Regions from separate parts of the Homo sapiens genome. Here region 1 is linked to region 2. A link is an interaction called in ENCODE POLR2A ChIA-PET data of the cell type or tissue named here. Cell type or tissue: A673. All regions are shown on one strand. Links, peaks and the distances in the headings refer to the core of each region. The heading gives the core; the rest is flanking DNA. Region 1 overlaps CEP128 (centrosomal protein 128). Region 2 overlaps NRXN3 (neurexin 3).

Region 1 (10,979 bases), core at 1,151-9,150, 1.7 Mb after region 2:
CTTTGTCTGTTAACCAACCTCTTCCTATCATCCCCTTCCTCAATCTTCACAGTACCTCATAACCACTATTCTACACTCCTACAAACTCAAGTTTTTTTTTAGTTCTCACATATGAGTGAGAACACGCAGTCTTTATCTTTCTGTGCTTGACTTACTTCACTTAACATAAAGTCCTCTAGGCTCATCCATGTTGCCAGGACTGGCAGGATTTCATTCTTTTTCATGGCTTCTTTTTTATCCCATTGTGCATATATAACACATTTTCTTTATCCATTCATCTGTTGATGGACATTTAGGTTGATTCCATGTCTTAGCTATTATGAATAGAGCTGAAATAAACATTGGGGTGCAGGTACCTCTTCGATATACTAATTTTTTCTCCTCTGGATAAATACTCAGTAGTGGGATTGCTTGATTGTAAGGTAGTTCAATTTTTAGTTTTTTTGTGGAACTTCCGTACTGTTTTCCATAATGGAGGTATTAATTTACATTCCCACTAAGAGTGTACAATAGTTGCCTTTTCTCCACATCCTTGCCAGCATTTGTTATTTTCTGCCTTTTGATGATAAATATTCTAACTGGGATGAGATATTTCACTGTGGTTTTGATTTGCATTTCTCTGATGATTGGTGATGTTGAGCATTTTTTCATGTACTTATTGGCTTCTTGTGTGTCTTCTTTAGAGAAATGTCTACTCAGACCCTTGGCCCATTTTTTAATGATTATTTGTTTTCTGTTGAGTTGTCTGAGTTCTTTACATATTCTGAATATTAGTCCTTGTCAGATAAATGGTTTGCAAATATTTTCTGCCATTCCACAGATTATGTCTTCACTCTGTTGATTATTTCCTTTGCTATGCAGAAAATTTTCAGTTTGATATAGTCCGTTTTGTCTATTTCTGCTTTTGTTGTCTATAGTTTTGAAGTCTTACCCAAGAAATCTTTGCCTAGACCAAACTCCTGAAGTATATTCCCTAGGTTTTCTTTCCCTGTAGTAATTTTATAGTTTCAGGCCTTATGTTAAGTCTTTAATCCATTTTGAGTCAATATGTTTTGTATATGGTTAGAGACAGAGGTCTGGTTTTATTCTTTCACATATGGATACCCAGTTTCCCAGAACTCTTTATTAACGAGGCACTTTTGTTAACACTTTATTAACGAGACACATTGGGGAATGTATGTTCTTGGCAACTTTGTTCAAAATCAGTTAGTTGTAAATGTGTGAATTCATTTCCGGTTCTCTATTCTGTTCCATTGGTCTGGGTATTGGTTTTTATACCAATATCACATTATTTTGGTTAATGTAGCTTTGTGGTATATTTTGAAGACAGGGAGTGTTATGCCTCGAGCTTTGTTCTTCTTGCTCAGTAATGCTTTGGCTATTTGAGGTTTTTGGGTTGTTCATGCCTCTATATGAATTTCAGGATTTTTTTTCTATTTTTATGAAGAATATCATTAGTATTTTAATAGGTGTTGCACTGCATCTGTAGATTGCTTTGGGTGGTAAGGTCATTTAAAAATATCAATTCTTGCAATCCATGAGCTTGGGATGTCATTCCATTTTTTGTGTCCTCTTCAATTTCTTTCGTCAGTGTTTTGTAGTTTTGTTATCGAGATCTTTCATCTCCTTGGTTAAATTTATTCCTATAATCTTTCTTTCTTCCGTCCTCTCCTTCCCCTTCCCCTTTTCCTTCCTTCCTTCCTTCATTTCTCTTTCTTTCCCTCTCCTTCCTCTCTTTTCCTTCTTTCCTCTTTTTCTTTTTTCTTCCTTATTTCTTTTTTCTCCCTTCTTTCTTTTTTCTCTTTCTTTCCTTTCTTTCTCTCTTTCTTCTTTCTTTTTGTTACTCTTGTACAGAAGAAATTTTTACCATATCAGATTAGTTCTCTCATTCATGCCAATATCAAGTGAGCCTGTATTACTCTTTAAAAAGTCATAAAATACTAAATGGTAACACTGGTATATTGAATAATCAGCCCCAAAGATAGTCAGGTTCTAATTCCTGGAATATGTGAATACATAACTTTACAAGGCAAAAGAGACTTTGCAGATTTTAAGGATCTTGAGATGAAAAAATTAGCATGGGTTATTCAGGAGATCCCTAAATGTAATCACAATTGTCCTTATTAAGAGTGAGACAGGGCCGGGCGCGGTGGCTCACGCCTGTAATCCCAGCACTTTGGGAGGCCGAGGCGGGTGGATCATGAGGTCAGGAGATCGAGACCATCCTGGCTAACAAGGTGAAACCCCGTCTCTACTAAAAATACAAAAAATTAGCCGGGCGCGGTGGCGGGCGCCTGTAGTCCCAGCTACTCGGGAGGCTGAGGCAGGAGAATGGCGTGAACCCGGGAAGCGGAGCTTGCAGTGAGCCGAGATTGCGCCACTGCAGTCCACAGTCCGGCCTGGGCGACAGAGCGAGACTCCGTCTCAAAAAAAAAAAAAAAAAAAAAAAAAGAGTGAGACAGGGGAGACTTGACCACATAGAGGAAAATGCAATGTAGTGACAGAAGCAGAGATTGGAGTGAGAATGGAGGAAGGGGCCACAACCCAAGGAACATAGACAACCACTAGAAGCTGAAAAGGGCAGGAGAAAGAATTCTCCCCTCAGAGCTTTCAGAAGCAACCAATCCTGCCAACACCTTAACTTTAGGCCAGTGAAGCCAATTTCAGATTCCTGACTTCAAGAAAATAAACCTAGACCAAGATGGTGAAACTCCGTCTCTACTAAAAGTACAAAAATTAGCTAGATGTGGTGGCGGGCACCTATAATCCCAGCTACTTGGGAGGCTGAGGCAGGAGAATCGCTTGAACCCAGGAGGCAGAGGTTGCAGTGAGCCAAGATGGTGCACCATTGCACTCCCGCCTGGGCAACAGAGCAGGACTTCGTCCCCCCATCACCACCCCCAAAATCAAGCATACATTTTAACCACAGTTGAAACCCTCAGGATTTTCTCAGAGATTAATGACTTTTCTTTTATATTCCATACAGTCCTGACAAGATACTTATTAGACCCACAGCATATTTAGAAAAATAAGTTACACATGGGTACATGGAGATTCTGGGAAACTGGTAACAGAAAATGCCCTGATTTTTACAAGAAGCAATATCTCAGAGTAAGGAAGGGAAGAGACACAGAAAATATTAGAACATAATAGCTTAGAATCAATTGTGCAAGAGCAGTGCTGTATTTCCAGTTAATGGTGAGGACAATTATTGCATTACAGTACAATCATCAAGATTGAGCACAACTGTCCCAAGTCATTAAATAAATGCTCAGCATATTCTGCTTAAGAATGTAAGTGAAAATAAAGAAATGTAAGAACCTTGTTGAAAGACTCTTAGACGTGATTAAAATAAATATTCATGCTCAAAGATGTAAGAACGCATCACATGAAGTGTCCACCTATGTACAGTACCTCATTACTAATGCTGTTGGCAGGACATTGTAAGGCCCATTGTAGATGTTCAATTAACATTTGGTGGCTAATTTCATGAATGAATAATACATTAAATGAATATCATTTGTTGTAGATATACTGCTAATAAGGTCAGCAAGTTATATGTTTATTTAGATTGTACATAAGAGAAATATTTAGAAATTATTCACAGGCAGGTTTGGAAGAATAAAATGAGATATTAAAATACTCAGAAAAGCAATTTAGAAAGTCCATTTTTATTTTTAATTAATTATTATTTTCTTTTTTTTTTTTTTTTGGCTCAGAAGGTAGAAAGTCCATTTTTAAAAAGCCTACTTAATGAAGTAAAAACCATGTCTGCTCACTGAGGTTTTTGGTGTTAGATGTAATAGAGCTAGAGCAATAACCTCATTGGGCTATAAAATGAAAGTCCCATACCAGAGATTGTATTCTAATTCCCTTAAAAGTTTTTCAAGTGACCTAACCCATTCATCTCACTCAGGCTGTGTGTGTGTGTATAAAACAGTTTGAAATATCCTCAGCACAGCTCTCTTGAAGGCAGTCTAGCTTCGGGAGTAAGCGTACTAGTGAAAAAGCTTAAATTGCAAGAACAGAAAATTCAGAGAACTTTATACTATTACAGACCCATATGGTGGTTTGACAGATCAAACTAACCTCCAAAGGGAAATTTCTATTTGAATAGTAAGTAGATGATTTCAGACATGTGCTTGAAGTTTTATTTAGAAACACAGACTAATGCATCTGTTATCCTAAATAGTGAAATGTGACAAAAAGTCTTTCCTTTCCTATTCTTAGAAACATCCCATATAGCCATCTGTTTATCAGTTTCCTCACTTTTTAAAACACTACTGTACATTTTATTAGCTTGACTGGCATGTCTTTAGATAGAGTGTCAAGTATCAAATTAGGAAATGGACTTTGCAAAATTGGTTACATGCAGTAAAAGCTAAAGAAATGAGTGTCTTTTATCATATTTAAACTAATTTCAAACTATGAACTGACATGACTTTAACAAGCTAAATTCCCAACATAATACATAGCTAGAATGGACATCTGCTGTTTTTGCCTGTCCATTTCCCCCTTTCTCCTAAAAAGCGTCCGCACAACTACCTTTCTCCCTCTCTCGCAATATGAAGTTATTATAGGGCTAACTACGCTGTCTATTTTAGCTTTGGACAAATGACTGAAACCTGGTCAATGAGAGTAACACAATCTTTTGGCAACAGGGAATGGTTTAAGGGTAACATACCTGATTAGGTAACTCAAGCAGCAACAGCCCTGGACTTTCACCGGAGCTACTGATAAGTAAGCTCTTGCTAGCTAAGATAGTAGGATGTGAGCCTATAGCTCACATATATATATGTATAGTCACTTCTTACAGGCAGCATGGGTGAAAATGAAGTTTAAGTCAAGGGAAGCTTTGAATATAAAAGGGCTGACAGATGGTGGGGTAAGCGTTTTAGATGTTACAAATGAATTTTCTTGTGCCACAGTTAGACTACATTTGTATTTTTAGTTCCTAAGTGAATAAATACCTCCCTTACTCTCCCTTTTTAAACTCAAGCCTGTTTAAGAAAAAAAAAAAAAACAAACGGGTTTAACTCACTTCAATCAAGATTTCAGGCCAATACAATAGTTTCTACAATTCACTACTTTCTTTCCAAATGACTTTGCCATTAGCAACAATTGAAAAAATGGAGCTGTGTCTTCTCAGTAAGGGCTTGATTCTGATACTAGAGATCAGCGATGTGAGTTGTGTGGTCTTTGACAAACTCAGTCTTCTGAGACTGGTTTCTTTATCTGTAAAATATACATAAGAATTTGTATCTTGAAGAGTTGTAGTGAAGATTAACAGTGTGTTAAACATCTAGCAGGTGAACACTTGATAAATTGCATTTTCTTTTCCTTTTTGGAGAAATAGAGGGCTTTTATGTATTTATTTATATTTCACAGGTATGAAAATGACAAAAAGTTCCTCTGAGAAGGAGTTCTCAAATTCAAAAGTTAAAAGTAATCCTTAACACTCCAGTAATATATTTTTTTTTTCTTTTTAAGGTAGGAATACCCTCTGTTGGGAAACATAAAATTTTAGAAATCGGTCACTAATAAAGGATCTAAGTAAAATTATTTCACAAAGTAAAGCCTTTTTAAATGTACATTAATAAAAGGTGTAGTCTCTATAGGCCTAGGGTTTGCACTGAAGTTTTTCTATGTGGTTTTTATTGTTTGTTGATTTTAATTGGTTTGAGGTTTTTGGCCCTTGTTTTCATCTTTTCTTTTCCATCAGTGACTTACTCAATCTGATTTTCTGTAACTTTTGAGTCACATATTTCTGGGATACTATAGTCCTAGGAATAACATGAGAACTAGGTGCCCTGGTAACAAAACATTTTGAATTGGTTTTAAGTAGAAAAATCTATTTAAGAGAGAATTGAATGTATATAAGTCATGTGGTTTGCTATCCACTGATCCAATAAACTCCATGATGAATTCATGTAGCTTGTAAGTTCCTAAAATCATGCCATCTAACATAAAATTTTAGGATATTTTAATTTTTCTTTTTCCCTTGAAACCCAATCTAGATGATATTATCATATAACTGTTATTTACCCTTCTGCTTTGTTCAATTTTGTTCTAGTAGTGGTCAATGTAGACGTATCGGTTATACTAGTGGTTTAAAAGTAGATAAAAATCAACTATCACTGAAATATTCACATACTTTTACAAACTAAGGTGGATACTTCTCTTATGTGGCATTAGAAAAGTAATGAATGAAAATTACAGTCTATAAACTCAAAGCAATTCATTGTAAATTAACCCACTATTTTTAAGAAATCATAAAATTCTGTAAGTAAATTGAATTGAATACTTGTTACCAAGATTAAGTAGTATGATGATGTGGCATAATATTTCATATTTAAAATTTTATAGGCATTAGAGTTTACACTTAGATGTGAGGTAAATTCATTAAAATAGTATTTATGGGTAGTCAGTGTAACGGTTTACATTATGAAAGATTCTTTAGCAGAAAAAGAAGCTCTAAAAAAATACCCCAAAGTCTGCCTTGGCAAGAAATTAAGTCATATGGAAAAAACCACAAGTTACAATAAAAATTCACTTGATACAGTAATATACATTATTCCTTCTGAATTGTATAGGCAAAAAAACTCCAGCTCCCTAAGCCAACAACCAAATATTTCTGTTAAGTTCATATGATTTGTTTTCAGGGCAGAACCTCTGCAAGTTTTTATAGTGTAAGGACTGACCAATATAACGAAAATTAGTTATCCAATCTAGATGCAAAAAGACAAAGCCATATCTCTGTTGTAATACAGAATCACAAAAGTCACCATCAGCACGCATTGTAATATGTTACTTTATGTAATATGAACAGAAGGTAAACTTACAAACGCTGTCAAAATAATTGTCCATAACATGTTTTATTTGGGCTTCTGTTTTTTACCCATGGGCAACTGTAAAAGAAAACATGCAGTGCCTACTTTCTCAAAGGGTAATTTTTATCTTTGTATTAAGAAACTAAAAAATACTCATGCTTTTTCGAGTCAATAATTCCACTTGGAGGAATGTAATCAGAAATGTATAAAATCATATATATGCAAAGACTGTCATTCTATTGTTATTCATAATAACATGATTTTTAAAAGAATTTAAAGCTCATCAACAAATTAGCCACCATCTCCATTGAGAATCTGATGAACACTAAGTAGAGTCTTTAGCCCAGAAATATCCACCTATGCCTATCCACACACATAGGCACAATATAAACATGATATAAAAATTACATTGCCATCTAACTTTGAAAACTATTACAAGACTCAGCAATTGCATGATATATAGGAATAGCTTTTAGAATGATGGAAGGAAGAGAATGCAGTTTTCAGAGAAGTAAAAAAATGCTGTACACTTACTGAAATTAAAATGACTGGTCTAAAGAACTTAGCGAGATAGCAGATAAAATTCAAATATTACAGGCTATGAAGAGTCTTACATACCATTAATATGCTTATTTCCATTCTTTATATTCAAAGATAACACTACTACTGTTTGTTTCTATATGTGATTCGGTATCTGCAAAGATCAATGAGTAAAGAAGTGCTAGAAGTCTAATCTTTGATTTGATGTTGTAACTGACCGACAAAGCCTGAAGCAATTTGTATTTTCTCTTGTTCTATCAAAGTGCAAAGTACCAGTCATTTATTCATGTAATACAATTCAATTTCATAAACATTCTCATCAATTCAATTCCATAAACATATCTACTTTGTGCAAGACTTAGGTGTCAGATATTAAAAAGATGAATAAAACACAGAAACTGTATTCCAGGGACCTCACCATATTAAGGACAATTCTTAAGAATTTATTTTCAATAGTTAGAATGTATACTGCATGAAGACACCTTTTTTCCCCCTCAGTGATATATCCAAAGTACCTAGAACAATTACATAATTACTAAGACAGAGGAAGAATCTGAACTAAGGTTGACCTGACTCTAAAGTCCATATTACTAGCTGATGTGTTATTCAGCTCTTCTGTACTCTGAATTCTTACCAGTCACCTGATTAAAAAGGTGCTGCTTCTATAATGTATAAAATTATATACCTGAAAAGCAATAGCAAGCATATTCCATAATAATTAACACAGAAGAGTCACAAGATAGCTAAATACTATGACAACTATCCTTCAGTATTTTTCTTTTTAGTTTTCTATGTATGCACACATCACTAAATAATACATTGTTTCATTTTCCTGTCTTTTAGTATTGTATACATAGAATTATACTATATGTGTACTTTGTTGACTTGCTATTTACATTCAACATAATACTATTGAGACTTTACCATGTTAGTGAGTTTATATATACTAAGTATAAATATTATATAATATACTCTGTATATACTGCATATAGTATATATGTTATATAATATGGTACATATATATCAGTATATTATTGTATATTATACATATGATATATACTATACATTCTAGTGCATTATACAGATTACATATATAATGAAAATTACAATGTTATCCTTGGAGTCCATCATACTATATATAATATATAAAATCTATTATCTATATAATATAACATGCTATATATATTATAGTGCATTCACTATAACAGTTTTTTAGTATTCTGCTCTGTGAATATATCCTAGTTTTTCTATTCTTCCATGAATGGGCATGTGGGTCATTTCCAATTACTCTGCAATTACAAATGGTGACTACTTATGTGCATATCTCCTAGTTCGGGTGTGTAAGCTTCTCACGGGTGTATGTCTGGGAGTGGAATTGCTGAGTCAAGTGGCAAGTGCATACATTCAATTTTTTAAAATGATGTGAGTTATTTTCCAACATTCATGCACCAGTTTATAAATACGCACTAAGAATGAGTGAAAGGGCTATTGTTTTAGTGCTCACTACGTGTGCATTTAAAAATTAAAAATAGGATGGGGTTTGGGATTCACACCTGTAATCCAGTACTTCGGGAGGCTGGGGTGGGAGGATTGCTTGAGCCCAGGAGTGCAAGAGCAGCCTGGGCAACATAGTGGGACTCCGTTTCTACAAAAAAATAAAAAATTAGCTGGGTATGGTGATGTGTGTCTGTAGTCCCAGCTATTCTGGAGGCTGAGGCAGGAGGATCACGTGAGCCCAGAAGGTCAAGGTTGCCTTGAGCCGTGACTGCCACCACTACACTCCAATCTGGGTGCCAGAGTTAGACCCTGCCTAGAAACAAACAAACAAACAAACAAAAACAAAACAAAACAAACTAGCTTCTTTTGAAACTTTCCTCAAGAGAGATAATATACATTGGCACAGGGGTCCGATATGTCAATAGTAATACTTTCCGTTGTAAATATTTCATATCTCTGTCCTGCTTAAAGCATAAAAGTTGTCACTCACAGTGGCCCCATGATCAAGTTAATACCCCTTGTAGAGCTCACAAGCTCTCCTGTTTCTGTTATGGCCTGCCTTCTTCTCCAGTGTCTTCTGCCACCTCTGTCTCTCTCTATTGCTTTCCTCCGTCTCTCTCATATATGCCAGGGCCAAACTGAAGTTCTTTCATTTCTCCAACAAGATTTCTAATCTTAACAATCAGTTCATCTGCCTCTTGCATCCCTATTCCCACACCTAGGACAAGCAAGACTTCCCACTACGTATTCCCATCCACAGTTTGGACTATGGATTTTAAAAAGTGGGGATCAGACTTATCTCATTCACCACTGTATCTTCTTTGCATAGCTCATTGTCTGGTTCAAACCAGGTCCTCAATAAATAATTAAATAAATGACTACCTGTTTCTAGTTAAAATAAATGTGTGCCCATGGGAGGTGTCCCATCCATTCTTGGTATTAAAAAAATGTGAATCCCTATGTCTAAGTATCAAACCCTGGACCACAATGAATTCATCAAGAGCTATGTACAGGGCCCTCTTGGACCATGGAGTCTTTCCTGGGTATTCATGCCTAAGGTAGGAAGTACCTAAGCCATGCATATCTTCCTTAATATTTGAAATATCAACAATTTCCCACGACTGGAAAGCCATATATGAAGGAGATGAGGCTAGAAATTTGGGTCACTAGGGATCCTGCCTGCTGCGTTACTAAGTTTAGATTACATCCTACAGAAAATGAGAATTACTATAAGATTTAAGTTTAGGCAAGTCATGATTAATTGGTGTTTAAGATGTACTTGTTAGATTGCTTTCAGAGGAATAACTGTTGAGAAACAAAGATTCTTGCTGGAAAGCCATAATGCCAACTTTGACTTTACACTCACTACATTCTAATAGATGAGTGAGTCTTTAATGTTTTCCTCTTGACAACATTTTTTGGATTGATGCCAGATTCCCGAAGGGCATTTCTGGATGGAAAGTTTTAAAGCAATAAAAATGTTCTCCAAGGACATAAGACTATTTTTAAAAGTTTTGAAAGTGGTACTAATATCAATATAGATGTTTATTGGAGACACAGGTAGAAAACAAGAAAAGCAAAGTAATATTTTTGAATATATTTTTCAATATTTTGTATTTCACAATTGGTGAGTTACGCTTAGTAGGCATTTTTTCCAGGTTGTATAAATAAGAAAATGTAACTAACATGTTATTCTCCCTTTATCCTGGTAATCATTTTTTCCCAACTTCTAATTTGGAGAAGCCAACCTCGCAAGTTTAGTTAATTTTATCTCTGTGTTTTGCCCCCACTTTTCCCTATTCTCCTACAATTGTCACTCACATGTCTTTTTTTCCATTTCCACAGGTACCACTTCAGCTTACCTCCCGATGCCTGAATTGTAACAAAAGCCTTCCAACAGTTTCCTTCTCTACATTTTCTCTCCTCTCTGGTATATTCCCAACACAGATGTCAGGATAACTTCCCTTATATAATTTTCATCACATTTTCTCTTTCAGATAAGAACCACCAGTTGCTTCCCACTGCCTGGTTTATCAGTGTGCGTTCACCATAATGTTTGTGGTAGGCCACTAATATATGACCTTGCTCCCAGACGACCAGGCCTCCAAATTT
Region 2 (10,979 bases), core at 1,692-9,691:
GGTTTAGTATGTCAAGACATGTGCCACAGGCTCCAGGAATGTATGTTGGCAGATGTTTTCTGAGTATCACATACTTGCCAATAAAAATAAAATAAAATAAAAAACTTCCCTGGCATTGACATCAGGCTTCTTTCAATGTGTACCTTGGCTTCCAGAATGGCTGAAACAGCACTGGAGACTTTTATTTATACTTTAATACATGATGAGGGGAAAACCAGAGATTTTATGTAGATGTCACTAATTAATAAAATGTTTCTTATTTTGGCTGATAGTGACTGCATTATTTAATGCAAATCTAGCAGGCAATAGGAAAACGATGTCCAAATGCCATGATGATGGAAGGGAACTAACATTTACTAAGTACTTACTAATTATCAGGCATTGCTAGGCAGTTCTTTAGTGTGGTATATTGGAACATTATGGGCTTTGATATTAGAAATACCTGGATTCAGCTCCAGGTAGTAGCTCTTGTTAGCTATGTGACATTTGGAAGGTGATGTAACTTCTGTAAGCTATATCTTTCTTACCTATAAAACAGGGCAATAAAACTTACCTTGAATGTAAGGAGATCAGAAATACACATAAAATGCCTGGTATGTAGTAGGTACTCGATAAATGGTAGGCTTATTGTTTACAAATATTATTTTATGTCAAACATCTAATAATACTGCATGTCTACCCATGCAGCACAACAAACCATGCTCAGCCTGTTCCTGTAGATGATCCACTGTCTCTTGAGATACTAAATGAATTTTACAGGTCTTCCTGAATCCAACAATTCTTTGCAGTGTAAACAATCTAGTTTTAACCAGCAGATGGCAGAAGTGAACACATTCAGCCTTCCCTAGTAGTCTTGGGTTGGCTGAAAACGTGACTGTTACCTAACTTGAAAGGCAAAGAAGTTGCCTGACCAAGGATCTATGTAATTATTTCCTTTTTTTCTTTTTGAGCCTTTTGGTTGAGCCTTATGGTCCTGTGTTTGCGCAATATATTGTGTTTCCTTGTATCAGTTGTTAATTTACCACATCAAATCTGTTCATTCCACTTCTGTGTTCAACTTCATGTATCGCTTCTGTTCTTAAACAGCTTCCATCTGGGTTAGCTCATCATCGTAAAGCACACATTTATAAAAGCTTCCTGTCAGCTTATCAGGCTGACTTGGAGTTATGGAAATTGTTTCCCTTTGCCTAAGAGTTATTTTTGTATTTTGCACTAGTAATAGGAATGTTCATTCCTATAACCCACTCCATTTTTCCTTTATCCAGAAATATTTCTTAAATTGTCTTGGCCAAATATGGTGTTTGTACTATGTAGTGTGTGTGTGTGTGTGTGTGTGTGTGTGTGTGTGTGTGTGTATAAAGGGACAGGAGGTTGGGAATCACTAAGCCCTTAAAGCAGCCACTTTGCTCCTAGAAATGAACAATTTCATTCAATCAGGGATTTTTGTCTCCTTGGCTTGCTTTTAGTTCTTTTGTGTATTAAAGGGCAATCCTGGAATAGACGTAGCATTTGGAATTAAATTGTATATAGTGTTTAGAAGATTGTAGAATGGCAGTAATTCCATTTATCCTGGAATAATTAATCATATGAAGTCAAATCACAATATAAGAGCACATATTAGAAAGCGTAAGATACTGGTCAAATGTTACAGAATTTTTATTATGCCATCAGTTCTTCAGATTTAAAAGTTAACAGGAATCATCCATTAACTCTATGTCAGTGTTTTCCAATAGATATATGTAACACATGCAATTATAAATTTCCTAGTAGCTACATTTTAAAAAGGTATAAAGTAACAGGTCAAATTTATTTTAATTTTGTATTTTATTCAATTTAACTAAATATACCCAAAATATTATTTCAGAATGTAATAGAGATAAAATTATCAATATTTTGCACTTTTTTTCACATTAAGCCTCTAAACTTGAGTTTGTATTTTATACTTGCAGCACACCTCAACCCAGGGGCTACATGCATTTAAAGTGCTCAATACACATGTCAATGGCTACTGTATTGGTAGTACAGGTATACAGAATACAAAAATTAAGGTGTAAATAAATAAAGCTATAGTATTGGATTAAAAGGAGGTCTAAGCTTTATAAAAGGGTACTAAAATGTATAATATAAAGGGAGAATGACCTCACTTAAGAGAGTTTTAAGAGAAGCAGTAAGAGCATCAGCAAAAAGAAATTACATAACGAGTTGGGGAAAATGTCCCTATCCCTATCTACAGCTCTATGTGCAGTTTGGCATTACTCATCACATGCATTACAGAGAGCTCCGACCTTCCTCTGAGTATGGTTGATTGTTCAAAGCCGGATATTGTGGCTTGATGGCTCCACCATCTGAATCTATGGTGAGTCCCATGAGCCTAATAGCACTGCACTCTATTGCCATGGAGATAATTACAACGGTTACCCACTGAGCATTATGCCTACCCCGCTGGGTGGGATGAAGTGGAGGGTGAGTGCTGAGGGAAGAAAGTCCTTGTTGATTGTACACAAATGACTTGGATAATTAGCCTAAGTGGCCAGGAAAAATGGCCCAAAATGGGTTAAGGCATAAATTACTGTCATTGGAAGTTTGTACCACTGTGAATAAGCCCTTGCAAGAGATCCCAGGAGCATTTTAGGGTTCTGTGTAAGATGGTGGGGAGGTAAAGGGAGAGCACAAAACACTGGAGACACTGCAAAAAGGCATCATTTTTATTCTGAATCTCTTGTGTAGAGCATGAGACCCCCAAGAAGGCCTTTGAGCATTAGGTAGTATGAGGACCACAGGAAACAGAACAAATTTCTTAATTTATCATTTCTTTTACATAGAACAGTAAACAAGTAGGGGATGAGGTTTTATAACTAAGAACTAAGACCAGAATCTCTTCAAGATATGTTTTATTCTAGCAAATCTAGAATACACAGATAAACATATATATATATATATACACACACACACACAGATAGATAAGTATCTGTATCTATCTACATTTAATATATGTTTCCATCAAAGTCATTGACAATGACACTTTAAGATCCCTAGGTAGTAAATGTGTTACCTTCCCTATTATATCAGACCCATGACAGCAGGTAAAATAAAAGGCAAAAGAGTCCAAAATTATTTTTATTTATTTTATTGATTGAGTGAGTGAGTGAGTGAGACGGAGTTTCGCTCTTGTTGCCCAGGCTGGAGTGCAGTGGCGTGATCTCGGCTCACTGCAACCTCCACCTCCCAGCTTCAAGCGAATCTGCTGCCTCAGCCTCCCAAGTAGCTGGGATTACAGGTGCCCACCACCATACCTGGCTAATTTTTGTGTTTTTAGTAGAGATGGGGTTTTACCATGTTGGCCAGGCTGGTCTCGACCTCTTGATCTCAGGTGATCCACCCACCTCGGCCTCCCAAAGTGGTAGCAAAATTATTTAAAAACTTGCTAATTTAGTACTCTTCAGCTCTCAAGTATGAGTAGCAAAAAAGAAAAAAATCTTGAAACTAGTATTTGATTTTATGTCTCTGATAGATGCAAAGTGTATAATTTAGATATTAAGTGCAATTTCTGGGCAACTCCTAGTCAACATTTAGTTGTAACTTGATACCTCTCAATTTAAGCTAGGGTTTTAAAAAAAATCATACCTGATTTAATATGTGGCTGGTAAATGTATCTTCCTATATTGAGGCCAGCTTTGCTGCAGAGGCCAAGGCATGATCAGCTAGAAATGTGGTTTCACAATTGCAGATGATAAACATCTGAAAGAAATACACGTGCTTTGTTTTGAAACTGGCACGAATAAATAAAAATGACATTAGTCTGGTGCCCTTTTGCCTGCAACTATTTGGGTTTGGATATATTTTTAAAATTAAACAAATTGAGCTTTTTGGTGTTCCCAAATCACCGTGATCCAAATGTCTAATTCCAGTGCCAAATTCCTGGGTGGCATTTGCAAGAGGGCACAAGGGGTGCACTCGAGTGACTCTTTCATGCTGAACTCCTAATGTTTAGAAGTATTTCTATGGGCTCCATCTGATTGCACACACGTGTCTTTCAGTCTGACCGTGCACTCCCTGAGGTTGGCTGTGTGGATGTGAGAAAGCTCTTGTTGCCCTTGTTGCCCGTTGCCTGTGCTTTGTCAAGTCTGATGCGCCCCTGCCCTGCTCTGCTGACTTGGCTCTGAGGAGGCCGGCTCTGTCCCTGGTCTGCGCGTCCCCCTCTGCCCTACTCCCCAACCCCATCTTTGCTGTCTCTGGTGAACCTGTAGAGCATTTCAATTGTCTGTCTGAGTGATGGTTATGCAGATTGCGTTTTCATTTCTGTAATGTTATCCTGGTTTATTCTACCTCTTACTAACCTCTGGTTATTGTTTTCGCTTTTTCTGTTCTTTTGCTAACAAAGTTGCGTTGACCAAAGCTGACCTGCAAGGTAGAGAAGGTTCTTGTTCCCATTACCACTTTGGACTGAAAGATGCCCTGTGTAACCCTTGGTATCTTTTCTTTAGAGATCTTCAAGCTGTCACACCTCTTGGACAGCAGCAATTGTGGGGAGGTGGCTGAACCCTGTGTTCTTCTGAAAGGGTGACAGATAACCCAGATCAATGCATGAAAAATAGCTATCAAGAGGAGACCTCATGGGGGAAGAAACATGATTCCATTTTGGGGGGTACCAAAGAGGTTTGACAGCATCCCATACCGTGACTATACATAAACATATTAATTTACTCTGGAAATGATAAATACCTCTCCAAGTAGTTGCCATGGAGGGGTTGGCTCCTCTTAATTTATTCACCATACATAGAAAAAAGAACTTGGAAGGAAAAAAAAGGCCAAGGCCAGCCCTTATGCCTTAAGTTATTATTTTCTGGATCAGGGAGGTCATTTCCTGGAGCAGGACATTTAAGTACTTGGGCTTTATGAAAGAGAATGTCATTTTCTCTTAACTAGTTTTAAAGTTTTAAATATTTCTGGGCATTTGGGAGACACTAATGTCATTAAAATGTTTCAGAGATTTATATTTTCTATTGGGGATTTTGGTTGAGCACTTTAATTTCCTGTTTTGTGATCGCAGGAAAAAAGTACTCTTGAGGAAGAAGATGATCTGTCATTTTAATCCTGAATACCCTATAAAATACCACATGTGAGATGTTAGTGAATATCTATTGCAGAAACTACTTCATCCACTATTCAAAGAGGCATCTTACAAAGTCAGTAATGGCCCACTGATCCTATGGTGCCATGCTGCTATGTCTCAGAATAACAAGGGAGGAACAAGCATTTTAGGTGTCTTTTGGCTGATTGTCAAGCAGGAGACTGAGCCTCATGACCTCTGCTGAGTTTGCAGTCAGTCCAAATTGTTAGAAGTAGTTAAGGCAAAGGTAACGTTCAAAAAATTACTTTTCATCTAAAAAGATCATTGACTTTGCTGTGACTTTCTTGTTATATGCCATGTAGCTAACCAGTACAAGCGCCTATCTATCCAGAATACATCCACCAATGAAGACTCTGTCACTATTTTACCATAACTTTGTTTTTCTTTATCGCCTCTTAGCAGATTCACATATATTTTAATATATATTTAAATTAAATAAAAGAATATACACTAGTTAGGACTTAAAGTCAGAGGAAGCTTTACAATAGCTTTCAGTTTCAAAGTATAGAGGGCCCTTGTGGCAATACTGTTGTTTTAGACATTATGTTTAATTGTCAAGAAAGATCCACTATGTATTTCTCTGTAAATGGAAGAGAGAGAGAAGGGGGCAGGACTCAATCTGAATGCAAGACAATCCAAGGAGATTGAAGCTCCTTAGGACTGGATTTAGCGGATTAAACTAGACAACTACATCTCTTCCCTGACTTTACTATCACGCAGGGTAAGAACTATATGGATTTTGAATTCCCAGAGCTTAGCATATTCTCTCACCTAGAAAATCTGGACATGGCAAAATAATCTGAAAGTTCTCATCCAAAGGAATAATGGTTTGTAGGGAGAAGTGAGTCATTGATTTCTATGCCTAAAGTAAATTGTTTACCAAAGCGTAGATACAGATTTAGGGACATAGTGGTTTGGAATATATTGATGTTTCCTTTTATGGAAGCTGTCTAGGCATCAATATGGTTTTAACATTATTACTTTATTGGCACGAACTTTCCTCCATTCTTGTAATGACTTGACAGTCTCTTTGTTTGTGGCAGGAGCTGCTTTTTTTTTCGATTATTTGGGGCCGTCTTACTCTTTCCCTGTTTTATAGGAAAAGCTTTTAGTTTTTTGTTTCCTAACATTGGGGTGTGGACTATTACTCACAAGCTGGCTTTTTCAGCTACAACCTGTGAGTATAGATAGTACTAATTACCATGAAGTATGAAGGGTAGTGAAGATATATGACAAGGAAATGAGGCAGTTGGAAGCCTAGACAAAAATGTATTCAGAAGGAAATATAACAATGAGGTGTAAGAAGTGACGTAATGAGTCTAGATGAGTCAACAGCTTAAGTCCTCTTGTTATTGTGTGGTTGGGGTAGTGTTTTATTTTTTATTTAAAAATTTTTAACTTCTCCAGTGAATGTGTTGTTGAATTTAACAGGAAGTTAGTGTCAGCTATGCCTGTGTATCAGGGACTAGGTACTGGGGATGCTAGGATACTGCAGATGAGATGCAGTCTCTAACTTCAAAGAATTCCACAGATGATCAGCCAATAATTACAATGCAAAGTGAAAACTCCTATCCTAGAGACATGCGTCCTGCCATGTGAGCATGAAGGAACACACTGGATCGTGTAGGGTCATGGTGGTCATGGGGAGTGCTCAGGGGATATCTTCTCAGACAGAGTTTGAGCTGAGTCTGAAGGACAAGTATGTTTTAGATGGATGAACGATGGAAGCACATTCGAGAGCTTGGCTTAATTGGGAATCTACAAGAAGCTCAATGTGGCTGAAATAATGTGTGTGGGGGGATATGATAGCACATGAAATGGGAGTGGTAGGATAGAGACAGGTAATGACAGACTTTTCCTGTAAGGAGTTGGACTTTATCCCAAGGATGCTGTGAGGAGGACAGAGATTTGGGTTGGATTTTCATTTTATCAGGATCACTCTGACACTAGAATGGAGAAAGGATGATGCAGACAGAAACTAGAAACAGAGAGCAGATTCAGGAGTGAAGCAGCATATTCCAAGACAGAGGGAAGAGACATGCCCCCAGTGCCTGTTACTTGACTTGGTCAAGGAGGTAAACAAGTTTCCCTTTCACATGAAACCTCAAAGAGCAAGAAAGAAAGTGAACTCTTTCTCCTGTTTGCTGCACACACCCTCTCCACTGCTACACTGTTATTCTGGTTAGTAGCACATGTATTTTCACATTATGACAAAAGATATCAAGAAAGAAGTTTACCGACTTTCCTGGTTTCAGGCCAGAATCTACATCTCTCTAGGTCAACACAGGAGACAGGAGCTCTCCACGGTACTCCTGTGATCCACGGGAGGGAGGTTGCCTTGCTGAGCAGTGCAGTCTTTGTATCAGTGTACCTTGGACAGAATGACAGCTTCTACAGAACATTCAGAAGTAACTTTCTAATTCCTTTTTGTTTTTAAGAAGGGTATTAGTGGAAAGGAAGAGATTTCCTAAAAGCCTATTCATGGAAGAAAGGAGCTGCAGAACTATAAAAGAAATATTAAGATTGACCTGTTTGGTGTGAGGCAGATGACATAAATTATGAGAAATAAAAGAATAACTCTTTTTTGTATTAGGTGATTAATTAGAATCTTCCTATTCCATCTTTAATTATAACTTCTCTTAGCAGGTTTTATTTCTGATGTTTAATGACTTTTTTTCTAGAAATGTAAGGTGTCCCTCTGCCCAGATGGTGAACACGTGGTCAGGGGATCCAGGATCCATTGGATCTGGGTGCTAAGTGCTGGCTATTTTGAGAAAGTCAATCAATGTATTGGGTTCAGATGCCTTGGAAATCTCAAGATTCTTTAAAGGCATTTTAGAACAGAGTTAGAATTAGTCAAACACCTTTAGTTAGGTAAAGGAAATTTTAATTCCCCAACTGTCTTTACTATGATGAATATTGTCCTCCACCTCATTTTCTCCGAAACTGAAGATTGTATCACATTCTCCATTGTATTTTTTGTTATAAAATATAGTACTTGACCTACTATAAGTTCCTCAAAATGCTTTCTATTGTGGAAAATAATAAGAGAGACATAAATTGCAGTGAACTTCCCATTATTGTTCTTGTGTCCTTTTCCTCCACATTATACGAGAGAGGCGTACAACACAACTGTGTCAGTGTGGCACACTACCAAAATGCATCTTGTTTCTGGACTCCTCATCAACTGTACACCCAACTTAAGTGGGAGGAGGAAACCTGATTATTGTCCTTTCTAGCAGAATTGCTGATGATCTTTATTGAGAGTCTCCTTGATGAAGGCATACACTAAGGACTTGGCAGGTTGTATCTCCATTGTGACTACAACCTTAGCTGATAGATACTGTTGTCTGTTTCATAGGTGACTTTATAGGTCTTGCATATGTTCTTTCATTTAATCTTCACACCATATGATGCAGTAGAAATACATATCTCCCTTATACAGATGGGGACACTGAGGTTTAGAGTTTAATATCACCAGCCCAAGGTCACATTACTAGTAAGTGATTAAACTGGATTTTAAAGCCCATGACCTTTCGCCTATTATGCCGTATGGTGTGAGTCTGGGTTTGCTTATTTCCAAAGCAGAAAGAGTACATAGATGACCAGAGAGTATCTGAGAGTGTCCTCCATGCTGACTTTATGGTAGATGGTTTTCATATCAACACCATTTCGAAAAGTTCTAGATAATATTTGCACAATGTTAGAGCAAAGTATTTTAAATTACCTCTTTTTTTGTTGTTGTTGAGACTGGGCTTTGAAACTCCTTCTCTCTCTCTTTTAAAGTATATTCCACTGCCCCAGCAGACCCCTACATCAGTGCCTAGAAAACAAGGAAAAGCAGACAGACTCCTCAGTTTACATTTTCTAAAGAATCATTGACTTATGAGGGATTGTGTATCACTTTGAAAAGAGTTATTTGACCTTTGTGACCCAGGCATCCCATGAAAATAGGGTGGGTTGAGGAAGAAGGCTTCATGCTACCAGCCATCCTCTCACTCTTACAAATACCCTACCTGCAGCAAGTATCAACTCCCACCTCTCTACTGTCATGGAAGGTGCTGTGGGTAAATCACTTTACTCTTAAGCTGTAATTATTCTTTTTAGATCATTGACCATCAAGAGCAGTGCTGTGCTAGAGCTGGCACTGGCACAGGAATTTCTAGGAATTTTGTAAGCCAGTTTACATGAGGCAACATGTTATGGCTTGAAATTGGCTATGAGGGGAGTACTAATAAAACCAACACATGTTACAAATCAGTTTTATTTTCCTTTTCCTGGGGTGCTGGTTGTTAAACATTTACTAGTGATATATCACCAATAAAAGGCCACTGGGGATAAAGATACCATGAAGCCATCTCAGTCAACCAATTCCCATCCATGGCCATAACCAATTTTATACCCAACGTATTATGAGAGGGTTGAAGTGGTTGAAGAGAAAAGGGTGTTAGTGAAACTGCTCCAAATGTTAGATTTTATTCTTTGTCTTTTTCACTGATCACTCTAATCATGTGACCTTTTTAAAACCTCTGTTTGAGAAGAGGAAGCCATAAGCATCTGAACATGCTTGAGAAGAGTGGTTTTGATGCCTTGCTTAGCTTTGGTAAGGCATAGGTCCTGACTTCAAGACAAAAAGCATGATCTTGGGAATACAGCCACCCTTAGGTCTCTCTGACAATGAGATTTTATAATAAGATTTAGGACCCTATTCTCTGGCATTGCCTTATGTTCTATAAAATGTGACCTAGAGTATTCGCGTCTCAGTGGATTCACTTGACATTTTTAAGTGATCATTGCTTTCTTATTTTAAAGCTAAATATAAGTGAATTTGGCTTCCTCCAGTTAAAATGAATAGATCTTATGTTGTCTGTAAATGACTCTCTTCAGAAAAGCCAAGGGGACTCAACACTGTAAATTTAGAAATACTCTGAAAGCTATGGAAGTAGCTTTGCTGAAGGGTCCAAGACATATATTCAGCTAAGTAAATAGGCTATCCTTATTATCAGGAATACCCTCTGTATTAGTTAGGGTTCTCCAGAGAGGTATCATATATATCATATATAGGATATATGCATCTTATATATAATATATAAAATATATATTATTTAGATATATACATCTTATATATAATATATTATATAAAATATATATTATTTATATACATATGTATAAAAATAGGAATTGGCTCACATGATTATGGAGGCCAAGAAACTCCACAGTCCGCTGTCTGTATGCTGGAGAATAAAACAGTTGGATTCTAAAGCCCTGGGAATGGGGGTGGCAGGGGCAGAAGTGGCATGATAGTGTAAGTTCTGCTCTGATTCGAAAAGCCCAAGAACCAGGAGCACAAGTGTCCAATGTCTGAGGGCTAGAGAATATGGCTATCTCACCTCAAGCAAAGAAAGCGAATTCCTCCTTCCTCTGCCTTTTTCTTCTATTCAGAATAGGACCACAACAGATTGGATGATGCCTACTCACACTGGGGACCATCTGCTTTATTCTCTTCACCAGTTAAAATGCTAATCTCATTTGTAAATACCCTCAAAGACATACCTGGAAATAATATTTCATTATTATTATATATAATGACCAGGTATCTGGGCATCCCTTACCTCAGTCATTTTGACACATAAAATTAACCATCACATTCTCCTGAAGACTCTCAACTCTTTAATTTTTATATTTTAGCAGTCGAGACTATAGATTGCTCAGGTAGGCAGTAAGAGTCTTTCATAATCCATTTGCATTTTCAAAAATTTCCCTGTAGGGTTTCTATAGACTTATTTATATGAGACTTATATAAATACACACACATATACATAAATCTATGTATATTCATCTTTTTTCT

The links. Peaks named below come from ENCODE experiments on the same cell type or tissue, not always from the same donor. Only the 100,000 strongest peaks of a DNase experiment are listed, where the experiment ranks them.
Region 1: POLR2A ChIA-PET joins it to region 2 with 10 read pairs; 2 of 35 experiments call an interaction of 5 or more read pairs at or near these places.

Annotation. Positions count from the first base shown.
Region 1 is chr14:80,624,045-80,635,023 of GRCh38, forward strand. The region is part of intron 19 of CEP128 (centrosomal protein 128); the gene reads right to left. Among named protein-coding and RNA genes, the nearest start is that of CEP128, 310 kb to the right of the region's middle. In A673, for the core only: no CTCF peak of the experiment used is centred there; no DNase peak of the experiment used is centred there.
Region 2 is chr14:78,968,502-78,979,480 of GRCh38, forward strand. All of the region lies in intron 14 of NRXN3 (neurexin 3), which reads left to right. Among named protein-coding and RNA genes, the nearest start is that of NRXN3-AS1, 100 kb to the right of the region's middle. In A673, for the core only: no CTCF peak of the experiment used is centred there; DNase peaks (open chromatin) are centred at 2,390 and 6,440.